Linked DNA regions of Homo sapiens: region 2 is linked to region 1. Evidence: chromatin loops called from intact Hi-C (ENCODE). Cell type or tissue: pancreas. All regions are shown on one strand. Links, peaks and the distances in the headings refer to the core of each region. The heading gives the core; the rest is flanking DNA.

Evidence for each region. Peaks named below come from ENCODE experiments on the same cell type or tissue, not always from the same donor. Only the 100,000 strongest peaks of a DNase experiment are listed, where the experiment ranks them.
Region 2: a loop joins it to region 1, with 2.9 times the contacts of the local background. A loop is called at or near these places in 105 of 110 quality-filtered maps.

What each region holds. Positions count from the first base shown.
Region 1 is chr17:45,822,196-45,838,603 of GRCh38, forward strand. LINC02210-CRHR1 (LINC02210-CRHR1 readthrough) reads left to right here. Exons shown (of 15, transcript NM_001256299.3): 7 at 7,020-7,126; 8 at 7,899-8,019; 9 at 8,222-8,375; 10 at 8,685-8,745; 11 at 10,943-11,015; 12 at 11,257-11,342; 13 at 11,519-11,654; 14 at 11,812-11,853; 15 at 12,429-13,633. The coding sequence starts at 7,990. The coding sequence ends at 12,569. It overlaps CRHR1 (corticotropin releasing hormone receptor 1), which reads left to right. Exons shown (of 13, transcript NM_004382.5): 5 at 7,020-7,126; 6 at 7,899-8,019; 7 at 8,222-8,375; 8 at 8,685-8,745; 9 at 10,943-11,015; 10 at 11,257-11,342; 11 at 11,519-11,654; 12 at 11,812-11,853; 13 at 12,429-13,633. The coding sequence ends at 12,569. Among named protein-coding and RNA genes, the nearest start is that of SPPL2C, 14 kb to the right of the region's middle. RefSeq lists an enhancer at 1,354-1,855. In pancreas, for the core only: a CTCF peak has its summit at 10,135 (motif pointing left); DNase peaks (open chromatin) are centred at 8,276 and 10,616.
Region 2 is chr17:45,636,722-45,650,307 of GRCh38, forward strand. The region is part of intron 3 of LINC02210-CRHR1 (LINC02210-CRHR1 readthrough); the gene reads left to right. LINC02210 (long intergenic non-protein coding RNA 2210) reads left to right here. Exons shown (of 6, transcript NR_138260.1): 6 at 9,180-9,510. It also overlaps the pseudogene ARF2P. Among named protein-coding and RNA genes, the nearest start is that of LINC02210-CRHR1, 23 kb to the left of the region's middle. In pancreas, for the core only: a CTCF peak has its summit at 3,847 (motif pointing right); a DNase peak (open chromatin) is centred at 3,820.

The DNA of each region.
Region 1 (16,408 bases), core at 4,234-12,233:
GCATCTTCATTCTTTTTGCATTTGCATAATATCACAAAATGTACCATAACTTATTTAAACCAGTCTTTATTCTCAGTCTTTAGTTATTACAAATGCTGCTGCAATGAATAATCTTTGAAGGGTGATATTTGGCAGAGGCACAAATATATCTATCCTGGAGCTGCTACTGCCCTCGGTCTCTCCCACCCTGTCTCCTTTCCCACCCGACGCTTTCTCCCTTGGTGCTGAGGAAGACGGGGGTCAAAGGGCAGAAGGGGGGACACCCCAGGCTGTCCGAGGGCCAGGGATTCTGATTGTGGAAGAGAGAGACTGACCTAAGCAGTCCCAAGAATCCCGTCGCCTAAAGATCAGAGCTGGAAGGGACCGTGGAGACTCTCCTTCCCATCTTGAGGTTCCCAGACTTGCCTGGTTATAAGAATCGTCCAGAGGCAGATCTCCTGAGGTCAGGAGTTCAAGACCAGCCTGTCCAACATGGTGAAACCCCATCTCTACTAAAAATACAAAATTAGCCGGGTGTGGCGGGATTACACCTGTAATCCCAGCTACACGGGAGGCTGAGGCAGGAGAATCGCTTGAAACCAGGAGGCGGAGGTTGCAGTGAGCCGAGATTGTGCCATTGCACTCCAGCCTGGGCAAAAAGAGCGAAATTCCATTAAAAAAAAAAGTGGGGCCAAGTGCGGTGGCTCACGCCTGTAATCCCAGCACTTTGGGAGGACGAGGCAGGCAGATCACGAGGTCAGGAGATCGAGACCATCCTGGCCAACATGGTGAAACCTCATCTCTGCTAAAAATACAAAAATTAGCCGAGCATGGTGGCGCATCCCTGTAATCGCAGCTACTCAGGAGGCTGAGGCAGGAGAATCACTTGAACCAGGGAGGCGGAGGTTGCAGTGAGCCCAGATCGCGCCACAGCACTCCAGCCTGGCGACAGAGCAAGACTCTGTCTCAAAAAAAAAAAAAAAAATGGAATCTCCCAGAGCACTTGTCCAAATACAGGTCCCAGGGCCACACCCAACACCTAAGAAATCACACTGTCCAAGGAGGACCTGGGAATCTGTGTCTTTCATGAGTGCCCCAGGGGAGCCTTCTGATGGGGCAAAAGTGAGAAACTCTAATCTAGTGCGACCCGTTCACACTACAGATGGGGAGACTGGGGCCCAGAAAAGGGGAATGATTCACACAAGGTCACGTGGCTCTGGGACATTCCCTTTTTTTTTTTTTTTTTTTTTTTGAGACAGAGTCTTCCTCTGTCGCCAGGCTGGAGTGCTGTGGCGCGATGTCGGCTCATTGCAACCTCCACCTCCCTGGTTCAAGTGATTCTCCTGCCTCAGCCTCCTGAGTAGCTGCGATTACAGGAATGCACCACCATGCTGGGCTAATTTTTGTATTTTTGGCAGTTAAGTCAGAGCCCGGAACCCAGGGCTTTGGAGCCCAGGCTCCGGAGCACAGGCTCTGCAGCCCAGGCTCTGCTTTGCCCACTGCCAGGTATCTGGCGTGAAACAAAGTTAACGGAGAAAGAATCACTTTCCTTCACCTGTAGCTCCCACCCCGGCCTGGCAAGCTTTGGTTAGCCCCACCCCTGGCTTCCTGGCCTCAAGTCACTGAGCTAATGCGGGGCTCTGCTGTCTCCTTCCGGAAGCTGCAGCTAGGTCAATGCCTAGCTTAAAAGACTCACGAGTTCTTCCACGGTGCTGCTCTGGCAGGGCGAGGGGCTGCCTGGCATCTCAGATCCCACAGGCCAGACCTTTGGGTGGCACTCAAGGCTGGGGTGGGTTGGTCAGGCTCCCTGATGATCTGATCTGAGCAGGGAAAGCCCTCAGCTTGCTAAGCCCCCACACAGAGAGCCCACCTGGGAAGTCCTGGGATTGGGAGGAGGGCTCCTCCTGGACTGGGGGAAGGAGGTGGGGTTCCAGGTTAGGAGACTTAGTTGGGCCAGAGGAGATGGCCTTGGCCTTGGCTGGTGGGGTGGGAGTGGGCAAGACCGTTCAGGGATGTGAGGAGCCCGTAGCCTGGCACACAGTAGAGGAGGTGGGAGGAAAGGAAACAGGGCTGGTGCTCAGAGGAGCGGGTCAGTGCTGTCAGTGACTCAGGACCACACGCCATTGCAGAGAGGGATGGTGTCCAGGAGGCACAGCTAAGCCATGAGGTCAGGCTGCAGGCCGCACTGTCTGTCCCAGCTTCACGCCCTGCACTCAACCCTCCTGAGGGTCAGCGCGGGGTCTTCGTGGTTCACCTGTCTCTCCTGCTCTATTGCAAGCCCCTTCTTTTCAGTTGGCTGATGGGGACACTCGGCAGCCCCCATTTTCCCCAGCACCCTTCAAAGGCCTAAGGGCAGTAGGTTAGCCACCCTCAGCCTGCCCTGCAACACCCAACCCTGCCAGGACAGGGGTCTCTACCTCTGTCCACCAGCAGGGTTAGGACAAGGAAGAGGATCGGGAGCCCGGTCTCATCAGCCCCCTCTTTGCATTGCAGTGGGAATAGCACGGACCTTAGGGTTTGGGTTTCAACGGGAACCTGCTGCATGACCTTGAGGAGGCAACTTAACCTCACCAAGTTCCCAAAAATGGTGGCCAGGAATTCAGATCTCTGCCTTCTGGGGATGGAAGGGTGGTGTTGGCCTGTCTTGGCCTATGGGAGACGTTCCATTCACCTGCCGCCCCCTGTCTCTCATCTCCCCTGTGAGGTCAGGGGAGGTTGTAGTGTACACCTGGGGGAGTGACCCGCCCCACCCCCCAGCCCATCCGTGCCTGGCTCTGCCATCTCTTTCCTCTGCAGCCCCTGCTGGCCTGGTGCCTAGCACTCTGGGTAATCGATTAGTTTAATTAGTGAAAATGCCATTCCCTTCTGCCAGCCCCCAGCCTCGCCAGACCCCTCCCAGAACTGCAGAGGAAAGTATCCAATTAATTGAGTGGTAGGTTTCTCAGCTCTGGGCCTGGGCTAAGCCCTAATTAAGCTCCAGCGCCCTGGGGTATCGCAGATAATGGATTCGCAGAAGTCTGCCTGTGAAATGGGACTTGCAAGGGCACCTCAAGGCCAGGCACCCCAGGAGATCTGCCCGCAGCCAGCACCACCAGGGGACAGGCCCCCAACTGTTGCATGCATGGCTGGCCGGGGGATGGCACTGAGCCCCCAGCACCACCCCTACACCTGCTGCCTGTATCAGCACCCTCTCCTCCCCCCACCACCTCCCGCTACTACTGTTCACTCCCTTCCCCACCGTCCAGCCTTCCCCCACCCACCCAACACTTGCACACACTCTATCCCCTTTCCCCACGTTCTGCTGCGCACAGGAGCCTGGGCCTCAGGCACAGCCTGGGAGAGCACACCGTGGTGGGACATGAAACGGATTCTGGGGGTCTGGTTTGTGGACCAAGGTTCACTGCTCACCGTGTGGGGAGAGGTGAGTGGTGGTTGGACCAGGGCTTCTGAACTGCAGAGGTGCTTTTTCCTAAAACCAAGCTCCGATTCCATGGGCCTGGCGTAGGGCATACATTCCACTTTCCTCAAGATCTCTGCGTGCTCCTCTGCGTGCTGTTGCTGGGCCAGGGGCCACCCTTTGAGGATCGAGGGGCTGGAGTGAGTGCCCACTGCAGGGTAAGAGGAGTAGCTCTGGAAGCCTCGGTGGAGAGGACGTGCCAGAATGGAGTGGGCACCAGTGGGGAGCTTGGAAGGGAGGTCTCATTGCCACCAACCCAGAGAGGCATCAGGACGGATCTGGCACTGCAGCGCCTGGGACGAGGTGGTGTCCTGCAGAGAGTCCAGTCAGAGTCAGCCGGGCACAAATTGCTTATTCAATTCAGATCACTGAGGGTACAGCGGAGTGGCCTCTGCCAAGTACCACGCTGTGCCACCCTCCTTAGGGCGGGGTGCCTGCTGGTCTTAGGTCTCCAGACTGGATGGAGATGGAGTGCTGGTCAGGGCCCGAGGGGTAGCTGTGCCCATTTGTCCTTCGGACATCCCAGCTGCTTTGCTGTTATCGTGGCCATCGGTCGGGGTGTCACTGGCTGTCCCTGGGGGTGCTGCTGACTCTCCTCTCCAGGTATCACTGGCCACCTCTCAGGGTGTTCCTGGGTGCCTCTTAAGGCCTTGCTGTCTCTCTAAATAATGCTGGCCAGAACTCTGGTTGTTATTGGAAATGTCACAGTGTCACTGGCTTCTGTCTGGGTGTCGCAGGATGTATTTGTCTCAGGGTATCAGCAGCCATCCCTCAGGCTGTCTCTCCAGCTGTCTTCTCAGGTTGCATGATGCTGATGTGGCCGATGAGAGACAGGGCTTGAACCCGGCCCAGGCCCGACTGCTCAGGGAGGCACACTGAGACTTTGTCCCCCGGGAATGGTTTGGCCTGATTCTCCCTCAGGCTCTTGGAGGAAAGCCCTCTTGGGCGCTATTGTCCCAGCAGGAGGTCCCCCGAGGCTCCTGGGCCCAAAGTGGCGTGAGACCACCCCAGAGAGTGCCTCTGCTTTCAATTCCTGCTTGTCCCCCAAGAAATGTCGCAGGGGGCCGGACACGGTGGCTCACGCCTGTAATCCCAGCACTTTGGGAGGCCGAGACAGGTGGATTGCCTGAGCTCAGGAGTTCGAGACCAGCCTGGGCAACATGGCAAAACCCCATCTCTACCAAAAAATACAAAATATTAGCTGGGCATGGTGGTGCATGCCTGTGATCCCAGCTACTCGGGAGGCTGAGGCAGGAGAATCACTTGAACCCAGGAAGCAGAGGCTGCAGTGAGCTGAGATCCTGCCACTGCACCACTCCAGACTGGGCGACAGAGTGAGACTCCATCCCTCCCCCACCCAAAAAAAGAAATGTCCCTGGGAAACAGGGAAAAGAGGGAGCTTAAAGCCAGGCAGACCCAGGTTCCAGATACCGGCTGCGTGGCGTGGCCAATTATTCAGTCTCTTCTACGGAAAGAACTGGGATGAGAGGAGCAGTCTCCAAGGGCAGCTGTGGGAAAGAAAAGCAGTAGTGTCTGCAGAGCTCCTGGCACAGTGCTCAGCATACAGCAGGTGCTTAACAGATAACTCCTCCCCACTCCAACCCCAAGGGCCCGGTACGGCCTGACTCGGGAGTGAGGCAGGGGCCCTGGAAGGCAGCACTGAAGGGTCTCCCTGCACACTGCGCTCCTCCCGCCCAGCCTGGGCCTGTGAACAAGGCCGGGGTGTTGTGCCATGCTCGGCTCCACACATGTTGTCATTACCCAGGGGCTTCTCAGCATGGATTTGTGGAAAATTTAATAAAAGGATATTAAATACCAGCTCCAGACAGCCTGTGATGTGTGCATATCTTCCAGAGCCTCCGGATTGGGGCATCTGCCGCCAGGCGCTCAGAGACCCTCCCCACTTGCACGGGTGATAGGTACCCTCTCCTCACTCCCCTCTCTGTCTCTGTCTCTCCTGCCTTCATTTACACCTCCCTGGATCCCAGTCCTTTGGAGGCTGGAGTTGCTAATGTAATTACCTGCCATGTTCCAGAAAGCCTCTGCCTGGAAACCAGCTCCAAGAACAGAGCTTCTGTAGCAGCCTCTGGAGAGGTTCCCCAATGAGGGTGCTCCTTCAGAAGGGCCTTGGTGGCCGGGCGGAACTGGGCATAGGGTCTTGGCTTCTCCTGGGATGCCTGGTGGATAGGGCTGGACTTGATCTCTGGTTTCAAGTGGGTTCTGTAATTCCAACAGGAAGGCCTATGGAGTAGCTCCTTGGTGGCCAGTAGCTCCTTGGTGGCTCTGAGAAGATGATGAGGGCCGTTGTGAGCTCAGTGCTTCTCAGCACTTGCATGTCACCCACCTTTGTGCCTCATGATCATTCAGCCCCACCCTAGAGCCTAGAAACGGGGAGGAAGGGAGGTGCTGCCAGGGACCCCTCCCTTCTCAAAGTCACCTGCTTTTCAACACCCGTCTTTCCTTCCTTCACTCACACACTGCTTTGGAGTTTGACTGCGTGTCAAGCTCTTGGTTTCTAGGCCCTGCTTCTTGGGACCTATAAAAGTGTGGATGGGGGCTGTGCTCTTGGGCAGGAGTCTGCAGAGAGCTGGGCATGGGGACTGACCAGTCCCCTATTATGGGCTGGGGACCTGTTTGCAGCCTTCGTATCTTGCCAATCTACATGTGCAGGCAAGAGGTGGTTTTGGAGTTGCGCGACCTCCAGCGCGTCAGCATAACCTCTGTGCTGTTTTCCTACAAAATAAAGCCCAGATGCCTTTCCGGCTCCCCCCACGGGGTTGCCCTGATGGTTTAAGACGATAACAGATATGAAAATCCTCTGTAAACAGGAAGGCTTCACCACTCTTGGAACTCAAGATTGCTGTAAAGAGGAGGGCAGTGACCTCCATCAGTATATTAAATTCATTAAGAAATAAACCCGGGGAATGTGTTACAGTCCTGGGAGAGGATCCTGCTCACTCTGCACAGATCCCCTTGGGCCAGGGATGGGGAAGGCCCCGGAAAGTGAGTTATGGAGCCTAAGGAGACTTTTCTGTGGTTTCTGCTGATTCTGTGGATGCCAGAGCCCAGCAGCTGCCCGGCCCCTCCTTGCTCACAGGAGCAGGCGGCATTGCAGCAGGAGGGATTTAGGGGTGGCTGAGAAGGTGGTGACTCAGTTCAGAAATGGGTGGAGAAGAGAAATCCCGGGAGTTTGGTGTCTCTGCAGCTGAGAGGTCCACCTGGTGTTCTGACTGGGTGGCAGCATGGGTAGATGCGAGTGTGAGGGCGCACCTGTGAGCCGGCCACATGTGCTTGTGCATGCAGGGGCGGGGGGTCCATGTGGAGTGGGGAATCCCACGTGATGTGGAGATTCAGTTCGACACAACACGGAGCAGTGAACACAGCATGGGATTCAGGGACAAGCAGAGCCTCAAACTGGACGGCGTTGCTCTGCAGCGAGGCCTGACCCTCAGCAGATGCTCAGGAAGGGGGAGTGGCCCTTGAGATCATGACCCGCTCCATCCCAGCCACCCCTAGGCGATGTCCTCACAGAGCAGCTCCCATCCAGCAGAAGGCTCACCTCTGCCCCTCTCTCCTGCTCCAGAAAAAAAGCAAGGTGCACTACCATGTCGCAGTCATCATCAACTACCTGGGCCACTGTATCTCCCTGGTGGCCCTCCTGGTGGCCTTTGTCCTCTTTCTGCGGCTCAGGTGAGAAGACCCCAGCACTGCCTCCTCCTGTCCCCAGGACCTAGAGCAGAAGCAGGGTGGAGAAGTGAGAGGAGCAGCTCTAGGTTGGGGTGGGGGTTGCTGGGAGAGGGTGGCAGGGGCTGGCTTATCTGAGAGTCTCAGGTCTCTGGGAACCTCTGGCAGAGCCGCTCTGCCCTCTCCCCAGTAGCTGCTGGAATGGTGGGGAGGGACAAAACTTGTCTTATGTCACCCATACCCAGGCCAGGCTGCACCCATTGGGGTGACCAGGCAGATGGAGCCCTGGAGGTGGGGGCTCCATGGAGTGGTGCCCCATTTCAGGTTCGAAGGTACCTGGGCCCCAGCACTACCGCCAAGGATGCAGGTGGCAGAGCCGGGGATGGGGATGGTTGGGATCAGGAGCCGAGCATCAGGGCTGGAGGCTGGGAGCAGGGCTGACCCCTGTGACTGTCCATCCTGGAATGGCAGGGAGTAGAAGGCACCCCCAGGGGAAGCGGGCATCGCCAGGAATCCAGCTGCCCTGGTCCATGGAGCACAGGCTCCATGGAGTGCCAGGCTCTGCCTGGGGCTTATGTCTGGGTGGGCTGCAGGCAGGAAGGGCTCCATGGGGCATTAGGAGAGCCTGGCTGTCACCTCCCTGTGTGACTTGGCCAGTCAGCCCCACCCTGTGCCTCAGTTTCCTCATCTACACATCTGGGCTGGGGTGATGGAGGTGGCCTACCCCTCATCCTCTCTCTCCTATCGCTCCCATCATCCACCCGCCCTGCTGCACCAGGAGCATCCGGTGCCTGCGAAACATCATCCACTGGAACCTCATCTCCGCCTTCATCCTGCGCAACGCCACCTGGTTCGTGGTCCAGCTAACCATGAGCCCCGAGGTCCACCAGAGCAACGTGGTACGTCCTGGCAGGGGAGCGGGGAGCAGGTCAGGCCAAACCCAGGTCAGAGGAGGGGCCCGCCTGCCCTGCAGAGGAGGAGCCCACAGAACAGGAGTGGGATCCCAGGGTATGCCCTGTCCTGCCCTGGGGAGGCCCAGGCCCAGGGTTTGGTGCCTCCCCTGCCCCCCATCATCATCTCTGGTTGGGGGTGGGGTGGCAGGGCTGGTGCAGGTTGGTGACAGCCGCCTACAACTACTTCCATGTGACCAACTTCTTCTGGATGTTCGGCGAGGGCTGCTACCTGCACACAGCCATCGTGCTCACCTACTCCACTGACCGGCTGCGCAAATGGATGTTCATCTGCATTGGCTGGGGTGAGCTGGGCAGCCACCTCCGCAGCCTGGGCAGTGGCGGCCGCCGGGCTGCCCTCTCCTCCAGACTCAGGCCAGCGGGCTGGGGGGCCTGAGGGATGGAGGTCGGGTTGGGGCGGTAAGGTGTGCACGATAGCCCTCTGCTCCTCTTGGGGGTGGGCGGCAGTAGAAGCACCTTGAAGGAGGTGTGTGAGTTTGAGATCCACCCTGAGTAACCCCAGACCCCCTGGAGCCTGGGCTGCACTGGGGTTCTCCAGGCCCACATCCTCCAGCCCCCGCTGAGGGCTCTGTGACAGCCCATCTCTCCCCCAGGTGTGCCCTTCCCCATCATTGTGGCCTGGGCCATTGGGAAGCTGTACTACGACAATGAGAAGTAAGTCATCTCCTTTCCCTTCCTGACCCCAAGGTTTAGGCTCCCAGCCCAGCTTGGTGACACTCCCCACGGGCATTGGCCATGCTGGCTTTTTCCCCTCAGGACCATGGTTTCTGCATCTATAAAGGGAGAGATCTGGGGGCTGGACTCATTCAGAGGGTCCCTGCCTGTGCTCTGCCTGGGTGGGGCTGGACAAGCAGGACCCAGCCTCCTTTATCTGCCTTGAGCTTACACAGGAAGCAGCCTGGAGCCAGACTGCCCAGGTTCAAATAGCTGTGTGACCTTGGACAGATTACTGCAGTGTGCCTCAGTTTCCTCATCTGTAAAATGGACATGCTACTGCCTCAAAGGGCTGTTGTGGGGTGATATGAGTCCATCTATATTAAGCATTTACAATAGCTCCTGGCACATAGAGTAAATGCTATATAAATGTGTTCTATTAATATTAAGACATCTTAATAAAAGAGTCCATGAATTTAATAGAAGTGGACCTAGATGATCTCAGAGGCTTCTTCCAGCTCTGAAGTTCTTTGGTTCCTTATGAAATGGACTCAGATGTTTCCAATCGTGCCTGGAAACTTGATTTCTGCTGCAGTGGAGCTCAACTTTGGCTCACATTAGAATCACCTGGAATGCTTGGAAAAGTACCAATGCCCAGGCTTCACCCTCAGAGAATCAGGCGCAATTGGTCTGGGGTGTGGCCTGGCACCCAGAAGTCTTGAAAACTGCCCAGGTGATTCTAATGTGCAGCTCAGATTGAGAACCACTGAGAGAGAGCGGGGCAGAAAAGGTGGACATGGATGGCAGGGGAGCCCCAGGACCTTCTTTGCCAAACAAGTGTTCCCGGGAACCTATCTGACTGACGGACCTGGCGTCCAAGTGGCCTCCACCACAGTGACAAGCCCTCTCCTCCCCCATGGAGGGGAGGGGGCCTGCACGGCTTCATTGGGCTGAAAGAGGAGCCTGGAAGATTATCTTGCGTGTTTATGTGGTTGACTCCCTCCTGACTCCCTCCTGACTCAGGCTGGCTGAGGCCTTGGGAAGCCGAGGCAGGCGGATCACTTGAGGTCAGGAGTTTGAGACCAGCCTGGCTAACATGGTGAAACCCCGTATCTACTAAAAAAAAAACAAAAAAACAAAAATTAGCTGGGTGTGGTGGTGCGCACCTGTAGTCCAGCTACTCGGGAAGGCTGAGGCAGGAGAATCTCTTGAACCCAGGAGGCAGAGGTTGCAGTGAGCCAAGATCGTGCCACTGCACTCCAGCCTGGGCAACAGAGTGAGACTCCATGAGTCTCAAAAAACAAAGCAAAACAAAAACTGTTTGGGCTAAAGGAGAAAGTGAGTCTGAGCGGCTCTGAAGCTCCACCTGGTGGTGAGAATTCAACACTGCAACAGAGAGGATCTGGGTGTGAGAAACCAGAAACGAACTTGCAGACCAGAGGCCCGAGGACTGGACCCGGCCCTCAGAAGCTGTGTGTGGCCAGCATGGTGTTTTCTGAAAACTCGATTTTGTAGCCAACCTTTAAAAAATCCAAAGGTTTCATTTACAAATCTCAATTTCTGGCTTATGAGATCTAGCCACTGGGGGTCTTCATACCCACGAGGACATAAGGGCTTCCAGTTTGTCTGGTCCCCACCCACTCCCCAGGCCTCCCTGGAGCTTGCTGGAGGGACACTCGGGAAAATGCAAAGCAATTACCTCCTGCAGCAGGTAGAACCTGTGCAAGTATTCCTCTCAAGGTTGTTCAGGCTGTGACTGGACAGATTCAGGCTGAGATTGCGAACTGCTGGGTGCCCACTGGGTGACAGGTGTGGTGCCACTCCCACCAGCAGCCCCCCAGAGGGCATGCTGGGCCTCAGCCACTGCCAGGGGACTGTGAGGAGGAGCCGAGGATGCAGCCTCGTGTTGGGCCCATGCCCGTTCCCAGCCACTCAGTCTTTCCCACTGTCTACCTCCTGCCCCGGTGCTTGCTTCCAACTTTGCATCTCATCACAGAGGATGCTGTCCGTTCTGCAGATGGGACAATTGAGGCATGGCAGTGGGATCAAGTGACTTGACCTTCTGCCAGGGTTGGAATTGGGACATCTACCTCTTGGCCTCCAGCCCCAGTCCTGTCCTGGCCAAGCACTGTCCCTCCCCATGCCATCGAGGTGGACGCAGATGACCCTTCCTCCCCTTTCCTCTGTGGCCTTCTAGGTGCTGGTTTGGCAAAAGGCCTGGGGTGTACACCGACTACATCTACCAGGGCCCCATGATCCTGGTCCTGCTGGTAAGAACCTGGGTAGGGGCAGGAGACAGGGCCCAGTGGGGAGGGGCAATCAGTGCCAACCGTGGACAGAAAGGACTCCTCTACCTAGAGGTGGGGGCCACCCAAAGAGGGGGCATGGGTCAGAGATGTGCAGGTGCTCATGAGGAGGAGGGAGAACAGCAGGGGCACTGAGGCCAGAGCTGAGAAGCCTGGGTCCCAAGCCTCTTGCACACTCCGGCCCGCTGGTGTGCTCAAATTGCAGATCAATTTCATCTTCCTTTTCAACATCGTCCGCATCCTCATGACCAAGCTCCGGGCATCCACCACGTCTGAGACCATTCAGTACAGGTAACCGGGTACCACCTTCCTCAGGCCTCCCCCTGATGAAACCCCTGCTCCCCATGCCTCTCACGTGCCAGAGACCTGCCACTCCCTCCCCCGACCTGGCCCTCTTTGCCGAGCCAGCGGGCAGCCCGTCCTGGGGTGGGCTGTGACTCCGAGCCTCCCCACCCGCCCCACCCCAGGAAGGCTGTGAAAGCCACTCTGGTGCTGCTGCCCCTCCTGGGCATCACCTACATGCTGTTCTTCGTCAATCCCGGGGAGGATGAGGTCTCCCGGGTCGTCTTCATCTACTTCAACTCCTTCCTGGAATCCTTCCAGGTACAGCCCTGGAGGGACACATCAGCACCTCCTTGGGTGGGGATTCTGCCAAGCAGAGGCCTGGAGGGCAGGAGGCCAGGGAGAAGCAAGGGGCAGCCCAGAGGCTGGGTGGGCAACACCTGCAGCCGACCTTTGACGCCTCCTCTCTCCTCCCCAGGGCTTCTTTGTGTCTGTGTTCTACTGTTTCCTCAATAGTGAGGTGAGGACCCGGGGGCCCTGCAGCGGGGTTCAGGGCTGTGAGGCCTGTTGGGACTGGCGATTGTCTAGAGCCTTCTCCTCCCCTCCCAGGGCTGCCTCTCTCCCTCCCTGCTCCTAGGTCCCTAGGGGTATGCTGCTGGGAGCCCCAGGGTGGCCCCTCCCACCTGTCCACTCCCACAGTGACAGCCCCCTCCTTTGCTCTCAGAGGCCGCTGGCACCAGGCTGGAAGCCAGAGCTCCAGTATCTTTGATGAGCCTGTGAAAACCAGGAAGGGCTGAGCCCTGGGCAGGGGATACATGTGGGTTGAGGGCAGGGAGCCTTCATGGCAAAGGGCATATGGTGCCTTCGTGTGGGTTAGAAAAGGGTGCCCCTTCCCCAGGACATTTGAGAAACCTGTTCCGACAAATATGCAAAGCAGTCGTGTTAAGGCTGTGAGTGTCATCCCCTACTGAGGACTTCCATGTACTCAGCTGACCTGCACAGCCGCTTACCTGCACAGCTGCTCGTGGCGGCCCAGGGGAGGGAGGGGGTCCTGAGCCACAGGCTCAGATGTCGTGCTCCTCCCTGTGCCCACAGGTCCGTTCTGCCATCCGGAAGAGGTGGCACCGGTGGCAGGACAAGCACTCGATCCGTGCCCGAGTGGCCCGTGCCATGTCCATCCCCACCTCCCCAACCCGTGTCAGCTTTCACAGCATCAAGCAGTCCACAGCAGTCTGAGCTGGCAGGTCATGGAGCAGCCCCCAAAGAGCTGTGGCTGGGGGGATGACGGCCAGGCTCCCTGACCACCCTGCCTGTGGAGGTGACCTGTTAGGTCTCATGCCCACTCCCCCAGGAGCAGCTGGCACTGACAGCCTGGGGGGGCCGCTCTCCCCCTGCAGCCGTGCAGGACTCTAGCTCATGAGTGGAAAGTCACCTACAGGACTGGGCCGGGCCCAGGGCCTCTGGCTTCCCTGCCCAATCCTCCCTGGAGAAGGGACATGGGAATGAATTGAAATGGGGCGCTGGACACCTACAGCAGCACGCATGTCCCTCCAAGGCTGTCTTCTCCCAGAGCACAAGAAGGCCAGCCCACTGGGCCCTGGGGCTGCCCTCGGCAACCGTGGGGAGGCCATTTGCTGCCCTGGGGCATCATGGGCAACTCGTGACAGCCTCTGACTCACCACGATGACGCCTCTGGACCTCGGTGATGCCTTCCGACACCACTGGGAACCAAGGGCCCTCACTCAGGAACCCTGGAGACAGAAGTCAGGTGTCATCATCAGACTTGCGGCCACAGCACTAGAGTCACCCCCCCAGGCCTCCAGAACCTTACTGGCACTGTGGCACTGCCACCAGCAATGCCCTGCCTTGCTGCCTTCACCCTGAACATTTAGTACCCTGCAGGCCAGGCCAGCTTCCCCTCACTTAACCACCCCATACCAGTCACCTCCTGCTCCTTTTCCTCTTTTGTGAGAAGATGGGGGCTGGAGGGGGCAGAGTGGCCTGTGAGCAAGAGCCAGGGGTGTCCCAGTCCCAGCCTCTGGGGCAGAGCTTGTAGCCCTGGATGGCCTCTGGGGCAGGACCACTAGCTAAGCAAGCCAGGAGAAGACCCCTGCCCAAGTGGCTCTTGGGACAACGTGCTGCTTACACTCCAGGTGTGGACCGGCCGCAGCCCCCACTGACCTGCCCATGTCCAGAGGGACTGGACAGCCAGGGCAGGGCTTTGGGGGGCACTAGAAGATGAGGGTGTCGGCTGTGAGGCGGGTGGCTGGTATAAATAATATTTATCTTTTCAACCAGCATTTGTGAAGGCCTGGACTCCACAGGGGGCTGGATGGAGAGGGTGTCTCACAGAGGTGGGGGCTGCTTCCCAGCTTTCAGGGGCTGCTGTGTTGCTGAGAAACCTGACCCCACTCTCACCCCGGCAAGGATGGTGCCAGGAGAGCCCCTGAGGGCCGGGAGAGGGGTGAGGGCAGGAGGGAGGGCTTCGAGGAACAGGTGGGTCTGGCCAGGGCCCCCTTAGTTAGGGACAGCTTGTTGTGAGGAGGTGAATTAGAGGGAGAGGAGGGCCACGGTTAGGGATGCAGAGGAGGGACACCATGGGTCAGGGGAAGGAACAAAGGAGACGGGAGTGTGTCCCAGCCCCAGGCAGGAGCTGTGCTGATTGGTGGGAAGCAGAATTAGGATGCTGGGCCACTGGACAGGCTGTGAATGCAGCTGTCTCCACTAGGGCCGCCACAAGAAGCCATCCCTGAGACCCTGAGGTTTCTTGTGCAAACTCGAGGGAAGGGGAGTACAGAGAGGGCAACAGGGAGTGAAGCCAGGCAAGGAAGGCAGGGGAAAGGTGGGGGCTAGAGGGGGACACGGTAGCCTGTGAGCAAGAGACAGGTATGCCCCAGCCCTGGCCAGTGCCGCTCTGAGGTGGGTGGCACACTCAGGCTCCCCTGGCTTGCTGGCTTCAGTGCCCCCAACTCCGGGCCAGAGCTTGTATAGCCCTGGGTGGCCTCTGGGGCAGGACTGACACTCCAACACTGTTGTGGGCGCCTGGAGCTCCCTTCCGCTGGGGAAGCCCTCCCTCATCCCACCCAACAGGTGAGGGAGCTGGGGTATTTATCCACCATCTCCCATCAGCTGCGGGTTGAGGGCTGCTCCCAGGGGGACATGAACTCTTCTGCATTCCCACATCAGGCTACAGAGGGCCAGAGAGAGTTCTCCGGCACAGTGATGTGCGGGTGGGTGGAAGCCAGTGTGTGCTGCATTGGAGGGGCAGGGGGTGTGGGTGGAACACCAGAACTGGACACAGGGCCCCACTGCAGCCCGGGCCTTGTCTCTGGGTCTCTCTAACCAGGGAGGAGAGCCCCGTGGGTGGGACGTGTGTATACACATGTGCACTTGTGCACCCAGGCGCACACAAGAGCTTGCAGTGTCAGGACACCAGGAACAGACAAAGGTGACACAGTGCCGAAAGCCCCGCAGCTCCTGCTGAGGGAGGGCACGTTTCGTTGGGGAGGGCCTGGGCCCGGGTGTAGCTAAGGATATCCTTGAAGGCCCTATGGGGTACTCTGCTCTGCCAATTCTCCAAGCTCTGTGCCCTGAAGTAGAGAGATGGGGTGGGGGACCCAGGGAGCACCGTGACAGAGGTAGGCTGGAGGCTTCCAGAGCAACGTGGGGGATATTGTGGGGAGTGGGAAGAAGCCCAGTAAAGGGTCCTGGCTGCCTGGAGAGACTAGAAGTGACCTGAGTCTCTAATGGCCACAACGGAGACAGCTTTCCCAACTCTGCCTCTCACCCAGTGAAGGTGGAGAAGTGAGAAGGCGAGGCTTTCCCGAGACAATGCCAGTGGGGATGGGATGAGGGTCGCACCGCAGGGGTGGAGGAGCCGAGAGGGTGGGGGTGAGGGGAAGACAGGGAAGGGACGGTACAGACCAGGAAGTGTGGATAAGCCCAGCCAGGCCGCACCCCGCTTTCCTGAGTGGGCTTCCTGGCTGCTCTCACTGCCAGGCACCTTCTGGGCACCTACTGTGTGCTCAGCACTGTGCTAGGTCTTGGGTGAGAGATGAGCAGCCACCCAGGGGGGACCCCAGGGACCCCCCAAAAAACACAAAGCTCAGAGCCTCTGGCTCTGGAAGGCCACCAAGAGGACAGCTCCAAGACAAGTCTGAGGGTCATCGGAGAAGCTGGAGGCGGAATCCCTGGGCAGGCAGATGGAGCCTGGGGCTCCCCTCCCATTGAGAGAATCTGAGGGCGGAGGGGCTGCTTCAGGGAACAGCCAGGAACATCTGAGCCTCAGAACCTGCAGCCCAGAGGCCCAGAGTTCTATCATCTCCCATGGCAGACATGCGCTCTGGGCTTCGTCGCAGAGAAGGCAGCCCTGAGACCAGGCATCTGGGCCATTCTGCTCAGGTTCAGCTTGGGGTGGCGAGGCCCCTGTGGGAGTGAGTGGGGTGTGATGAGCCGAAAAACACACATGCGACTACACAAAGTTGGGGGAGCCACTGGGGACCCTCCAAGCTGCAGTGGTGGGGGAAGGTCGCTGGAGGCCCTCCCAGACCCGGAAGACCTCATGCCTGGAAGAATTTCTCTCCACACCATGCCTAAAGGCTGCGGTCCCCTAATGCTACCCCCACCTGAGCCCATTTCTCCTTGACGTCCTCCTTCATGGGCACAGAACAGTAGTGGAGGAAAAGCCCCACTGTTTTTCCAGTTCAGGCCACCCCCTCCCCGTCCCTTAGTGTGACAGCACAGCCCCTGCCCAGAGGTCCTCAGCCTCCCCTCCAGGCCTCCTTCTCTAGCCCCCTGCTACTGATGGCTCAGCTCTCCTGGGACCAGGACTGGGTGGAGAGTCAGATGGGGAAAACCATGTGTTAGCAGATGAGGTGGGTTTGGAATCCATAGAATAATACCTTCATTGTGGGTATTGTAGATTACTTTGCCATCCACAAACATCCTTATAACATTTGTCTTTTTTTTTTTTTTTTTTTTTTTTACTACGTGGGTAAATCTCTGTTCGGGGCTCTCAGCTCTGAAGGCTGTGAGACCCCTGATTTCCCACTTCACATCTCTATATTTGTGTGTGT
Region 2 (13,586 bases), core at 764-8,763, 190 kb before region 1:
GGGACTGAGTTCAGCTGTTGCAATCCTGGTCTGGCGTCTGGAGTCCTGTTAGTCTTTGGCATCCTTTCGTAAAAAGGAAGGAATTGTCATTCTTTTTTTTTTAAAACCATATTTTTACTGTACCTTTTCATGTTTATTTATTTTTTATTAAAAAAATTTTTTTTGAAACAGCCTCCCACTCTGTCGCCCAAGCTGGAGTGCAGTGGTGCGATCTCAGCTCACTGCAACCTCCGTCTCTCGGGCTCAAGCAATCCTCCCACCTCAGCCCCCTGAGTAGCTGAGACTATGGGTGTGCACCACCACACCTGGCTAATTTTTGTATTTTTTGTGGAGACAGGGTCTTGCCATGTTGCCCAGGCTGGTCTGTAACTCCTGAGCTCAAGGGATCCACCCACCTCAGCCTTCCAAAATGCTGGGATTACAGGCATGAGCCACTGCGCTACCGAGAAATCGTCATTCTTTACCACCACTGCTGCAGCTAGCAGCTCACTCTTCAGTGCTTTAAGCAAATGATCCTCAGGAAAGAAAAGGTATTTGCTTATTGCAGGTGCAAAGAGGCTCAGATTGGAACTTTTCCCTGAAACTATATTGTAGCCCAGAGTTCCTGATGTAAGACGCTTTATTTAAAGACATCCGTGAGCTTTTTCACTGGCATATCAATACTTCATAACACTAGGAAGGTATCCAGCCTTTTCCTTATGCTAGTTCCTTCCCTTATTTGCCAGATGGGGACCCTGTGGGGAGGTGACCCAGTGTGAGGCCGAAGCTCTTTCCCAGAGCCCCACAGGCCAGTGGAGGGTCGTGTTTGTGCTCTGGGCATCACCGTCTTGGGTCTCGGTCCCCTGCGACTGCAGCTGCTACATCCCTCCCTGCTCTGAGATAAATGTTCTTCCCATGAAGCAGACGGTTCACTTTTGGGATGGCGCTGTCTCCAGGTTTGGCTGTCTCAGTCCAGATGATGTTTGGTTAGTTTCCATTCCCAGAACCACAAGCCTTTGAGTTCTGAAAGTTTGTGACAGAATCAAGAGGCTAATTTGGGAGATGTGAGATTCCCAGCCCACCTGGTATTGCCCTCGAGTTAGTGGTAAATTTTGCTATGGAAAATATCTCTTGTCAAGACCAAGCTCCGGCGCATTGCCTCCCTCTTTTGGATGGCCATGGCATCTCATGAACCACTTGGAAATGTGTTTTATGTTGTTCTCCAAATATTAATAAAAATATCCCGGAGAGGAGGTTCACTAAGTAGCCTAGAGCTCGTTTGTCCAGACAATTGTTGGCCATATTAGTACCTAAGCACTTCTATTTAAACTTTTTCTTCTTTTTTTTTTTCTTTTTGAGATGGAGTCTTGCTCTATCACCCTGGCTAGAGTACAGTGGCGTGATCTTGGCTCACAGCAACCTCTGCCTCCCGGGTTCAAGCGATTCTCCTGCCTCAGCCTCCTGAGTAGCTGGGACTATAGGCGCCCGCCACCACGCCCAGCTAAATTTTGTATTTTTAGTAGAGACAGGGTTTCATCATGTTGGCCAGGCTGGTCTTTAATTCCTGACCTCAAGTGATTCACCTGCCTCGGCCTCCCAAAGTGCTGGGATTATAGGCGTGAGCCACCACGCCTGGCCTATTTAACCTTCTAAAACTACTTTTTCAAGAAATATTTATTCGAATTATAGAAGATTGGCCAGGCACAGTGGCTCATGCCTGTAATCCCAGCACTTTGGGAGGCCAAGGTGGGAGAGTCGCTTGAGCCCAGAGTTTGAGATCAGCCTGGGCAACATGGCAAGAACCTGTCCCAAATTTAATATAATAAATTTTAAATAAAATTTTAAAAATAAAATTAAATAAAAAATTATACAGGAGGGCCATGTCAGGTGAATTTTAACTGAAGCAAACCTTATTTATTCATAACAATGAAGTTTATATTACTAGGAAAAAATTTCATTCCATGATAAATGTGTGGTATCATGTTTTTCTTCAAAATATTGAATTTAAAGAATGTTCATTGCAATACTGGCAACTAAGTCCAGATTTGCTTTTTAACCATGGAGTAATTTCTGAGAAATATTTGTTTTATTTTATTTTATTTTATTTTATTTATGTTATTTATGTTATTTATGTTATGTTATGTTATGTTATGTTATGTTATGTTATGTTATGTTATGTTATTTTTTTGAAACAGAGTCTTGCTCTTGTTGCCCAGGCTGGAGTGCAATGGTGTGATCTCTGCCTCCTGGGTTCAAGCGATTCTCCTGCCTCAAGCTCCTGAGTAGCTGGGATTACAGGCGCCCTCCACCACGCCCGGCGAATTTTTGTATCTTTAGTAGAGACAGGGTTTCACCACGTTGGCCAGGTTGGTCTTGAACTCCTGACCTCATGATCCGCCTGCCTCGGCCTCCCAAAGTGTTGGGATTACAGGTGTGAGCCACCGCACCCGGCCTCTGAGAAATATTTAGATTGTACGCCTCAAATGGGCAGGGACTGTGTCTTACACTTTTGTATTTATGCTACAGCTTACCTAATACAGTGCCAGGCCTCGTTAAACACTTATTGATTGCTCAGACGATAAAGAACTTGCTTTGGAAGGAGGAGAGGATAGTCATGTGCTTCTGAATGTATTGAACTTCTTGAAATCTCTTTCCTCATCAATTTTAGCAGAGTTTCTATTGAAACTCCTAGGGTGTGTTTATGGAAGACAAACTGAGATGTGCTGTCCCAGCCTTAGGCCCTGGCAGTACGCCTTGCCTTTTCACGGCACACCCACTACAGCCTTTCCCACACTGTGACACTGGAGCTGGTGAGTCAAAGTAAGTATAAGTGGGGAGCACTTTTCAGTACAGTAGTTTTAAGGAAAGACTTGGGTCTCTGAAAGCCATGTTTGCATCCCTGCCATGTCCCTCACTGGCTGCTAGCCTCAGGCCACTGACTCTTAGCCTCTGTATCTCGGAGCCTCAGTTTGCTTAACTGTTAAATGGGGATACTGATACCTGCCTCATAGAGTTATGAGGATTAAGTGTCTCCTACCTTTGAATGTCTTGCTCCGGTGTTTCCCTGGAGATATCTTGTCCAAGTATGAACAGCAGTGCTGGCCACAAACTCATCAGCATTATTATTATTATTATTATCATTATCATTATTATTATTATTATTATTGAGACAGAGTTTCACTCTGTCACCCAGGCTGGAGTGCAGTGGCACAATCTCAGCTCACTGCAACCTCTGCCTCCTGGGTTCAAGCGATTCTCGTGCCTCAGCTGCCCGAGTAGCTGGGATTACAGGCGTGCACCACCACATCTGGCTAATTTTTGTATGAGTAGTAGAGACGGGGATGCACTATGTTGGCCAGGCTGGCCTTGAACTCCTGACCTCAAGCGATCTGCCCGCCTTGGCCTCCCAAAGTGCTGAGATTACAGGCGTGAATCACTGCGCCTGGCCACTTTTAAAACATTTCTATCACCCTGAAAAGAAACCCTGTACCCTTTAGCAGTCACTCCTCATTTCCCCTGTCCTCCGCAGCACTGGGCAACCACTAACCACTGACCTACTTCCTGTCTCTAGATCTGGTGGAGATGCTTTTTAAACTTTTTTTTACTACCCTGTGGTCCCTGAGGAGCATTACACTGAGAAGTTTTCTCCTATTTTGTCTTTCATTCTCCACATCCTCTTTTGTTCTAGTGCATGGCATGGGAAGCCCTCTCTAGGAGGATGCTGTGGCCACACAAGTGCTGGACGAACCGCTGGAGTAGGTGACTTCCAAGGTGTCCTGATGTAGTAGCTATTAGACAAGCTCCTGCATTTGGCCAGTAATTAGCATGCTGCTGCACATTGCCACTAGGTGGTGCTGCTGCTCCATTCCCAAGTAACCCACATGCATCCCTGGCTGGGGTCAGCCTTGGGGTTTCCCAAGTGTAGAGGAATCCATCTCTGTGCCTGTGGTAATGGCTGGACACCAGGAGAGACCCAGAAAACAGGGATATCCTAGAAGAGAAAGGCAAAATAAGCACTCAGAGCAGAGGACATTTGAGTGTCAATAATGAAGGTGGCAGCAGTAATCATGGCTATCATTTACTAAAAATAGTGGATATTGGCCAGACATGGTGGCTCACACCTGTAATCCCAGCATTTTGGGAGACCAAGGTGGGTGGATCACTTGAGGTCAGCAGTTCGAGACCAGCCCGGCCAACATGGTGAAACTATCTACTAAAAATACAAAAATTAGCCAGGTGTGGTGGTGCACGCCTGTAGTCCCAGCTACTTGGGAGGCTGAGGAAGGAGAATCACTTGAACCTGGGAGGTGGAGGCTGTAGTGAGCTGAGATCGCATCACTGCACTCCAGCCTGGACAACAGAGCAAGACTGTCTCAAAAAAAAAAAGTAGATACTGTGCTAGTCACTTGATACACATCATCTCTGATCTTTGCACTGAGCGAGGCATGTGTATTATGTCTGCATTACAAAAGGGGAAAAATTAAGGTTCAAGAAGATAAAGTCACCAGGCATGGTGGCGCATGCCTGTGATCGCAGCACTTTAAGAGGCTGAGACAGGCGGATTGGTTGAATCCAGGAGTTCAAGACCAGCCTGGGCAACATAGTGAGACCTCATCTCTACAAAAAAAATAAAATTAGCTGGGTGTGGTGGTGTGTGCCTGTAGTCACAGCTCCTCGGGAGGCTGATGTGGAAGGATCACTTGAGCCCGGGAGATAGAGGCTGCAGTGAGATGAGACTGAGCCATTGCACTCAGCCTAGGCAACAGAGTGAGACCCTGTCTCAAAACAAAACAGAAATAACAAAAAATAAGGTGACTTGCTGGAGGCCACATGGCTGTGAGCCAAATACAGGTCTGGGTTATCAGGGCTCACATACTTCTAAGTACACCCTACTGCCTTGGAATCTGCTGAAGACCAAGCCCCTGCCCCCAAGCCATGGCAAAGAAGGAGGGAAGGAAGCAAAGGTGCCCAGCGGGGACAACTCGGGGAGGGGCGAGGTGCCCAGGGCCCAGGAAGGCCAAGCAGCATGTGGCAGGGCAGCATCAGGTGACTCCCAAGAAGGAATGAGGAGAGGATATGAGGAAAGAGCCACAGCACAGAGGCCTGCTGTTAGGTCAGCGGAGACCACGGCCCATGGGACCTGGATCTACCCTTGATGCTAACAATGTTCTTTGGGGAAAAAATCTATAATCACAAAGTTTCTGCAACTGGACTGTAGTCATGGTTGCAGAACTGTATAGATTTACTAGGAACCATCAAATTGTTCACTTACAATGGGTAAATTGTACAGTACATAGGTTATCCCTCAGTAAAGCTGTATGAAATTTATAGTCATGAAACTAATAGTGACAAACGAGCTGGGTAAGTAGGTCTCAGCTGTTCTGTAGGCACTTTGAGAAGAGGAAGAGTAGCATCTCGGTTTTAATAAAAGAAAGCCTGGCCCATGGCGTCCAGCTTCTGCTTGAATACTTTCAGTGCCCGGGAGCTCAGTATCTCAAAGCAGCCCACTCCTGTTTAAGAGAACTCTAAACCTTAGAATGTTGAAATACATCATTATTATTCTAGTACTGCTGTGAAAAATAAATGTCTTTGTTTTGCCACATAACATTTCTCTGAGAGCTTGAGGACAGTTATTGCATTTTCCCAAGTCATTTTTATCTCAGACAGAATTCCCTGATGACCTGTAGGTTTTTTGTTTTTTTGTCTTGTTTTGTGTGTGTGTGTGTGTGTGTGTGTGTGTGTGTGTGTGTGTGTGTGTGTGTGTGTTTTGGAGATGGAGTCTCTGTCGCCCAGGCTGGAGTGCGGTAGCATGATCTTGGCTCACTGCAGCCTCCACATTCCGAGTTCAAGCAATTCTCCTGCCTCAGCCTCCCAAATAGCTGGGATTACAGGCGTGAGCCGCCACACCTGGCTAATTTTTGTATTTTTAGTAGAGATGGAGTTTCACCACATTGGCCAGGCTAGTCTCGAACTCCTGGTTTCAGGTGATCCGCCCTCCTCGGCCTCCCAAAGTGCTGAAATTACAGGTGTGAGCCATTGTACTTGGCTCTCCTTGTGTTTTTTACAGGACAAGATTTCCAGCCTCTCCCATTCTCCCATTCTCCTGGTAGCTCTCCAGGAGCTACCCCTTTGATCTGTCCACATCCTTCTTAAAATGTGGGGACCCATGGGGAACCTGAGATTCTGCAGATGCCAGCCCAGTGCTGTGTGGTTAACAATTTGGATCCTAGCATTAAGACCCCGGGTTCAAATCCTTGCTCCACTGTAGGCCAGCTGTGTGACCATGGTTAAAAACATCTACCTTACTGAGCTCTAATGTCATCATCTAAGTTATTGTGAGGATTGTACTGACCCACACTTTCTATCTGCCCAATCCCTTGAGGTGGGCTCAACCTGGGTTGGCAATGGTTGGGCAAGGGAGAGCGATCAAAACAGCAAACTGTCACACTGCTGATAAGCCAAGCAGAGACACAGCCACCATTAGGAGAAGGGGCTCTTCCATCTCTATCTATCAGGCTTTTCTCTCATGGAGCTGTAACCCCTGGTAAAGGAGGTGAGGAACTTGCTGGGGGGAGCACACAAACACCTGCTGATGTGCCTGACTTGGATACCCAGGAAGTTGCTGGCTTTCTCTTCCTTTCCCCAACATTTTTATTTGTTTGTTTGAGGCAGAGTCTTGCTCTGTCACCCAGCCTGGAGTGCAAAGGCGTGATCTTGGCTGAGTGCAATGGCATGATCTTGGCTCACTGCAACCTCCGCCTCCTGAGTTCAAGTGATTCTCCTGCCTCAGCCTCCTGAGTATTTGGGACTACAGGCGTGCGCCACCTCACCCGGCTAATTTTTGTATATTTAGTAGAGATGGGGTTTTGTCATGTTGGCCAGGCTGGTCTCGAACTCCTGACCTCAGGGGATCCACCCGCCTCGGCCTCCCAAAGGGTTGGGATTACAGGCATGAGCCACTGCGCCTGGCTGGCATTTTTTTTTTTCAACATAGTCTCCTCTTGATCTCATCCTTTGTCCACTGCACAAACCCCTCCCCAAAACGATCCCCAAGGAGGGGGGCTCCCGAACTAGATCATCCTAGGGTAGGCCTACCCGGTTCAATCTTAGCCGGGTCTATGGTGCCATCTGATTGAAATCTAACTTGACTCTCTTCTCACTGACCTCTTCGGGGTCCCAGGGGTGTAAACATCCTGCAGCCTTCCGCCAGCCTTGTGTCTTCAATGTTCCCCTCCATTCATGACTCTCCTCACTGTATTTCTACTAACTTACTCTTACATACAAAACAGATCTTTCCCCCTTCCTGTACATCAGATATCATTTTGGATCGATACTACACCCAAGGCTGGGTGTGGTGGCTCATGCCTGTAATCCCAGCACTTTGGGAGGCCGAGGCAGGCAGATTACTTGAGGTCAGGAGTTTGAGACCAGCCTGGCCAACATGGTGAAACCCCATCGCTACTAAAAATACAAACTTAGCCAGGCATGGTGGCGCGCGCCTGTAGTCCCAGCTACTTGGGAGGCTGAGAAATGAGAATCACTTGAACCCAGGAGGTGGAGGCTACAGTGAGCCAAGACTTCACCACTGCACTCCAGCCTGGGCAACAGAGGAAGACCTTGTCTCAAAAAAAAAAAAAAAAAGAAAAAAGAAAAAGAAAGCAGACTACACCCCCGGGTACTTACATAAATGAGATCATTTCTGTAAACACAGCGCAGTAGCAGCATCTAGTATAATAAGCACTCAATAAATACGAGCTATTATTGCTGAGGCAATGCATATTGGGGCTCTTTTTCTCCATCCTCTTGTGTAGCCTAAGTTTGCAGCTGTGTTTGGCAGCCGCCTCATACTAATGAAGCACACTGGGCTTGGGATCATTTCAGACCTGCAGATCTCTTTTGCATGAAATGCAATGGGGCCGGGGCTCCCTCTTCTGCATTTGTGCACCTGCTTTTAAGAACATAATGAATGATTGGCATTTGTCTCTTTTCATTTCATCTAGGCTTTGGCCCATCATCCTAACCTGTTGGCTTCATTTTGAATTTTGGATTTTGTTATTGAATGCATCAGATCTCCCTCCAAGCTTTGCTTCCTATAAATTTGATACCCATGACTCATAAGTCATCATCTGAGTCATGATAAAAAATACTGAATAAGGCTGGGCACGGTGGCTTACACCTGTAATCCCAGCACTTTGGGAGGCCAAGGCAGGTGATCACTTGAGGTCAGGAGTTGGAGACCAGCCTGGCCAACATGGTGAAACCCCATCTCTACCCAAAATACAAAAATTAGCTGGGTGTGGTGGCACCCACCTGTAGTCCCAGCTGCCTGGGAGGCTGAGGCATGCAAATTGCTTGACTTTGGAAGGTGGAGGTTATACTGAGCTAAGATGGCACCACTGCACTCCAGCCTGGGTGACAGAGGAAGTCTCTGTCTGTCTGTCTCTCTCTCTCTCTCCATATATATATATAAAATTAGATGGGGACATACCATCAGAAACTTCCCTCCAGCTTGATTCATTTGTGTAACAGTAACAGATATTTACTAAGCACCTATAATGTGCTCTGTAGTGGACACTGTTCCATTCATTAGATGTGGATGTTCAGCCATCTATGTAACTTGGCTAATCATACTTTAAATCTAGCCCTTATTTCTCCATCTTATCCACCAGGAATCCTGAAAGATTCTATCAAGTGCTTTGCTAAAATTAAGTATACAATATGCGTAGCAATGCCTTCATGTACCAATCCCTCAGCAATGGAAATAAGGTTAATTTGACTAATTACTCCTAGTAAGCCGCTTTGACCACTGGTAACATCTGCCATCTTTTATAAGCCTATCTGATTGCAGATCAACCTCAGACATACCCATCTGTAGTTTCTGGAATCCACCTTCTCTCTCTCACAAACCTGGGCGACATTTGCTCATCTCTAATTTTTCTCCACCCTTCTCAGCTTCCTGACTTCTCAATATTTACAGTAGGAGTTTGCAATCACACAGTAAAGGTCTTGGATATATTTAGTTGGAGTTAAGAGCGTTGGGCTCCCATAAAGCAGTAGGGCTCTCCTTGAGTTTAGTTTATATATATTTAGTTGGAGTTAAGAGTGTTGGGCTCCCATAAAGCGGAAGGGTTCTCCTTGAGTGCTGCATCATCTGTCTTAGATCCCGATTTCCCCATAATCATGTTTATTATCCTTTCCAGGTTGAAGATTATTCTCTCTTCTAAAGAAAATAGAAGAATATTAGGAGAAAAGACACTTGAAAATGTTCACTCTTTTATTCACATTACATCATCTGTCTTGAATAATGGGTCTATCTCTTTCCTGTTGCTCTGGCCCTGAAAAAAAAATTAGCTTTTTAAGGCTGCTTTTGTTACGTGTGCATTTTCTTGTAATCCCGTCATTCTGGGATTTAATAATAATAGTATTAATACCACCTACCATTTGTTGGTTACTTACTGTGTTTTAGGCACTGTGCTAAACGCCTTCCATGTATTCATCTCATTAGTAAACATTTCTGAAACTATTCTTACAATTTGTCTTTTAGTTTTTCTTGTTCTTGTCCTCTTAAAATCTGAGCTTAGCCATGAGCTCTCAGTGAAGCTGCTTGTATTTCTTTAAAAACCCTCTTTGCTTCCTCCAAGTGGAGTGGGTTGTACTTCTGAGGTCAGGACAAACTGGGCACCGGAGGAGTTCAGCCTTCCGAGGCTGCAGGAGGGGTGGGTCCCCTGAGGCGAGCAAGATGATGTAAGGCCTTGACTTGGGGTAACAGACAGCCACAGATGGGAAGAGAGAAGCCAACATTTAACCACGGAAGGATGTGAAGGGCGGAGAGGTGGGTTGAGCACTGGGCCCCGGGTGCGGGGAGTGGGAAAAGGTCCAAAGGTGAAACCTGGGAAGCCTGGGCTTGGGTCTGGAAGTGGAGAGAAGGAAGTCGTTCCAGGGGGAGCTGTGAGCAATGTGAACCCATCATTTCTGTTTTCACCAGCGAGGGTGAGAATTGAGTCCACAGGAGTGGCTCCCTCCTCTGCTTCCTCGACCTGCAGAGGGCTAAGTGGGGCAACGAGCAGGGTAAAACTTTTCAAGATGCTCTGCTCTTAGCAGAATGAGCTGTTCTGACCATTTCCCAAGAGCCAAATTTCCTCATCAGTCCTGAATGTTGCCTCTGTGCTATGATTTGCGTTAAAAAAAAGATACAGTCTCCCCACTGTGTTGTCAAATCTGAAATAAGGGACTGTGTTTTTGCAAAATTCTCTTCCAAGGCCAAGCACAGGGTCAATGTTCAGCAAATATTTGGTGAGTTAATGAATGAAATGAAAGCACTCTCCTTATGCTCCTTGGCTGAGTGATGTGGAGAAGAGTTCCAGAACAATATAATTTAGTTTCTTTCTCCTTTTAACCGAGCCTAGAAATTCTCCACAAGGCATATGCAAATACCCCAGACATGTATTTTTCCAGGCGTGTGTTTTATGTGCAAATACTCCTGCATATGTATGATTTTATTTTACTTTTTGAGACAAGGTTCATTGTCCAGGCATTGTCTAATGCACCAGTGCATTGGTGCCATCTCGGCTCACTGCAGGCTTGACTTTCCGAGCTCAGGTGGTCCTCCCACCTCAGCCTCCCAAGTAGCTGGGATGACAGGTGCACACCACCATGCCCAGCTAATTTTTTGTATTTTTAGTAGAGGTGGGGTTTCACTATGTTGTCCAGGCTGGTCTTGAACTCCTGGGCTCTAGCAATCTGCCCACCTTGGCCTCCTAAAGTGCTGGGATTACAGGCATGAGCTTCTGCTCATATACGTTACTTGTTCATCTGACTGAAGACCCCAAAAGAGACCAGCACCCCAAAGAAGCATGTATTTCTCTTTGGAACCAGAAGCAAACATCCTTCTGTTTGCTTGGGATGCATGGGATGAGCATGCAGTAGGTGTTTAATAAATACTTGTTGACTAATTAGGGGGCATAAATATGTAAAAGTGGTAAATTAGCAAGAAAGAGCTGCAGTGTAGATAATCAAATAACAAAGTTGTCTAGGACAAGAGAATCTATCTCTGAGGGCTCTGTGTAGGAGGAGAGGTGGTGTTGGCTAGTGAGGCAGATCTGCCTTCTAATTAGGCTCCAATCAGGATAGTATTGCAATTAGCTCGGGATATTATAGCAGTTAGCTTCTATTCTTGGAACAAATTCCTGGGAGATTTAAGTTGGGTGGTAAAAGAAGGTTGTCCCAGGAATAAATTTGCTGTGAACCGCTTTGGAGTGACTACTTCATATGTGCCTAATTGAACCGCCAATGTAAACCTGATTGGATTGTTTCCTTCTTTATCAGCGACACTTAAACATGAGCTCAGGAATTTGGACAGCCACTTAACAACAGAACACAGCTCGGGAAATTGCAGATTTCAAATTTCAGAAAAGTCGATGAATTTAGACAACTTGAGTGTCTTCTTTGTGTTAGGGTAGACAGGCTTTGGCCTCCAAGATCTGGCTGACAAGTGCTTGCTGCTGAGACAGGCACTGAAAAGAGTAAAAAATATAATGTCTTCAATTATCTTCCCAGTTATTGAGACACTTAAAAACTCCACCCCAGCCCACCCTGACAGTCTCCTGTAAGGAGCTCAGTTTTCTCTGTGTCAACCTGATGACAGACCCAGGAGGATGTTGTGTCTGGGAATGTTTGCTCTTCCTGGCTGGGGTGAGTAGGGCTTGGCAGCAGAGACAGTGCGAACAGAACCAAGCCACGAATCCTGGCTCTCAGTCCATCCAGCCAGCAGCTTTTCGCTTCATCCTTCACCCTCCACACTTCTTCTCTTTCTTCTGCATCAGGAGAGGCAGATGTAGAGCCCAGAGTTTTTTGTCAAAGAGCCTGAGTTGGAATCCTGCCTGGCACCATCGCTGGGGGGTGACTGGCTTTCTGAGGCCCAGTTTCGTCATCTGTAAAATGGGCATGATAATATCTGCCCAAATCATTTCAGGAGGTTGGTTGTTGAGAAGAGGTGGTGCCTGTACGACTGCCCTAAGCTTGAAAGGACAGCAATCGGTGCCGGCTTTGTAGCTCACAAACTTTACCTTAAATGCTGACCATCACAGGGTCTTGGGACAGGCCCTAGGACCAGCCCCCCCACCCTTGCTGGTGCAGGGCTTCCCTGCAGATGGCGCTGTGCCTGGAGAATGCAGCCAGCAGTAAATCAGGGCAGCTTGATTAAACATGTCCAAGTCTAGTCAAGCCAGACTAGATGTGGGCGTGTTTGGCACTATAGGTGGATCCAGTCTGGATTTCCTTTACCTGCATGTCCTGGGTGTGTATCCCTCACAAAAGTTCCCCCCGCCATCACATTCACACCTCACCAAATTAAGCCACCCAGCCCCCACTTGGCCCCCTAGGAACCACTGCAGCAGGCAGTGTGTTTAATCCCTGTGAAGCATTTTAGCATTAGATGAAGATGACGCCTTGGGCTCCCATCCGCCTGTGACAGAGGCTGCCAGCTCCACTCTTGGAAACACCCTTGTTTTGACTTAGTTTCCCATCCAAGATGAAGGTAGGCAGACTGAAAAAGCCAATGCTAAAAGAAAGAAGACCCCAAGACCCCTGTATGAAGCTTAGAAGGCAAAGGCCTGTCTTCACAGAGCCAGCTAAAGAGCTAGGCTTTGGCGCCACCACATCCTGTTTGGAATCCAAGCTCCACCGTTTAGCATTTGTGTGACCAGGGGCTTGTTAAGGAAGGCCCCAAGGCTCCCTTCCCTGCGTATAAAAAGAAGAGATGGTACCTGCTTTATAGGATGCAGTGGTGAGGGTTCAATGAGAAGAGGCTTGCAATAGGCTTGGTATAGTGCCTGGCACATGGGGATATTCAAATAGTGCTGACTATTAGATCAGGAGCAGACATTGGGGTAGGAGGTATCAGCCCGGGGAGGAGACGACAAGGAGAGTTAGGGAGGGAAGGACGTGCCAGGGAAGAGACGGTGGGCTCTGCAGAGGAAGGCTTCTTGGTACCTCTCGAAAGCTGCTGTGGGAACACACCTTTACTCTGCTGACATTTTCAGACAGCCGTGCTGGCAGGGATCTGGGCACCTGGCAAAGCGAGCTGACCATCTGGCCGGCTGTTTCTGCAACAAAAAGAGATGGTGTCAAAGGTTTTGGGAGCTGGGCTCCTTTGACCCACAGTTGGCACCGGAGGCCAAATAAGTCCTCCTGGAGACCATCACCTTCTCATCAGCAATCTTCCAGCCAGCACACTGCAGCGGCCAGGGAGTGCAGGATTGTCTCCAGGAAGCCAGTGCCAAGGCCAGAGGCCCAGAGCCTGCACTGAGCAAATCGCCAGGGAGTAGTGACAGCCCTTCCTTCCTGGTCAGTGCTCTTGTCCCATGGGGCTACTATCTCCTCTGGATCCTATGAAGACTGCTCCCTGCCACGGCCATGATTACGTGTCACACTGCATGGTTAGAAGGGCAGGTTCTGAGGCCAGGCTGCCTGGGTTCATGCATTAGCTGTGTGGCCTTGGGCAAGTTACTTAGCCACATTTTGCCTCAGTTTTCTGGACTACAAAATGGAGTTGTGAGAGTTCACCAAGTTCATGCTTATAAGGAGATGGCAGCAGTGCCTGGCATTTA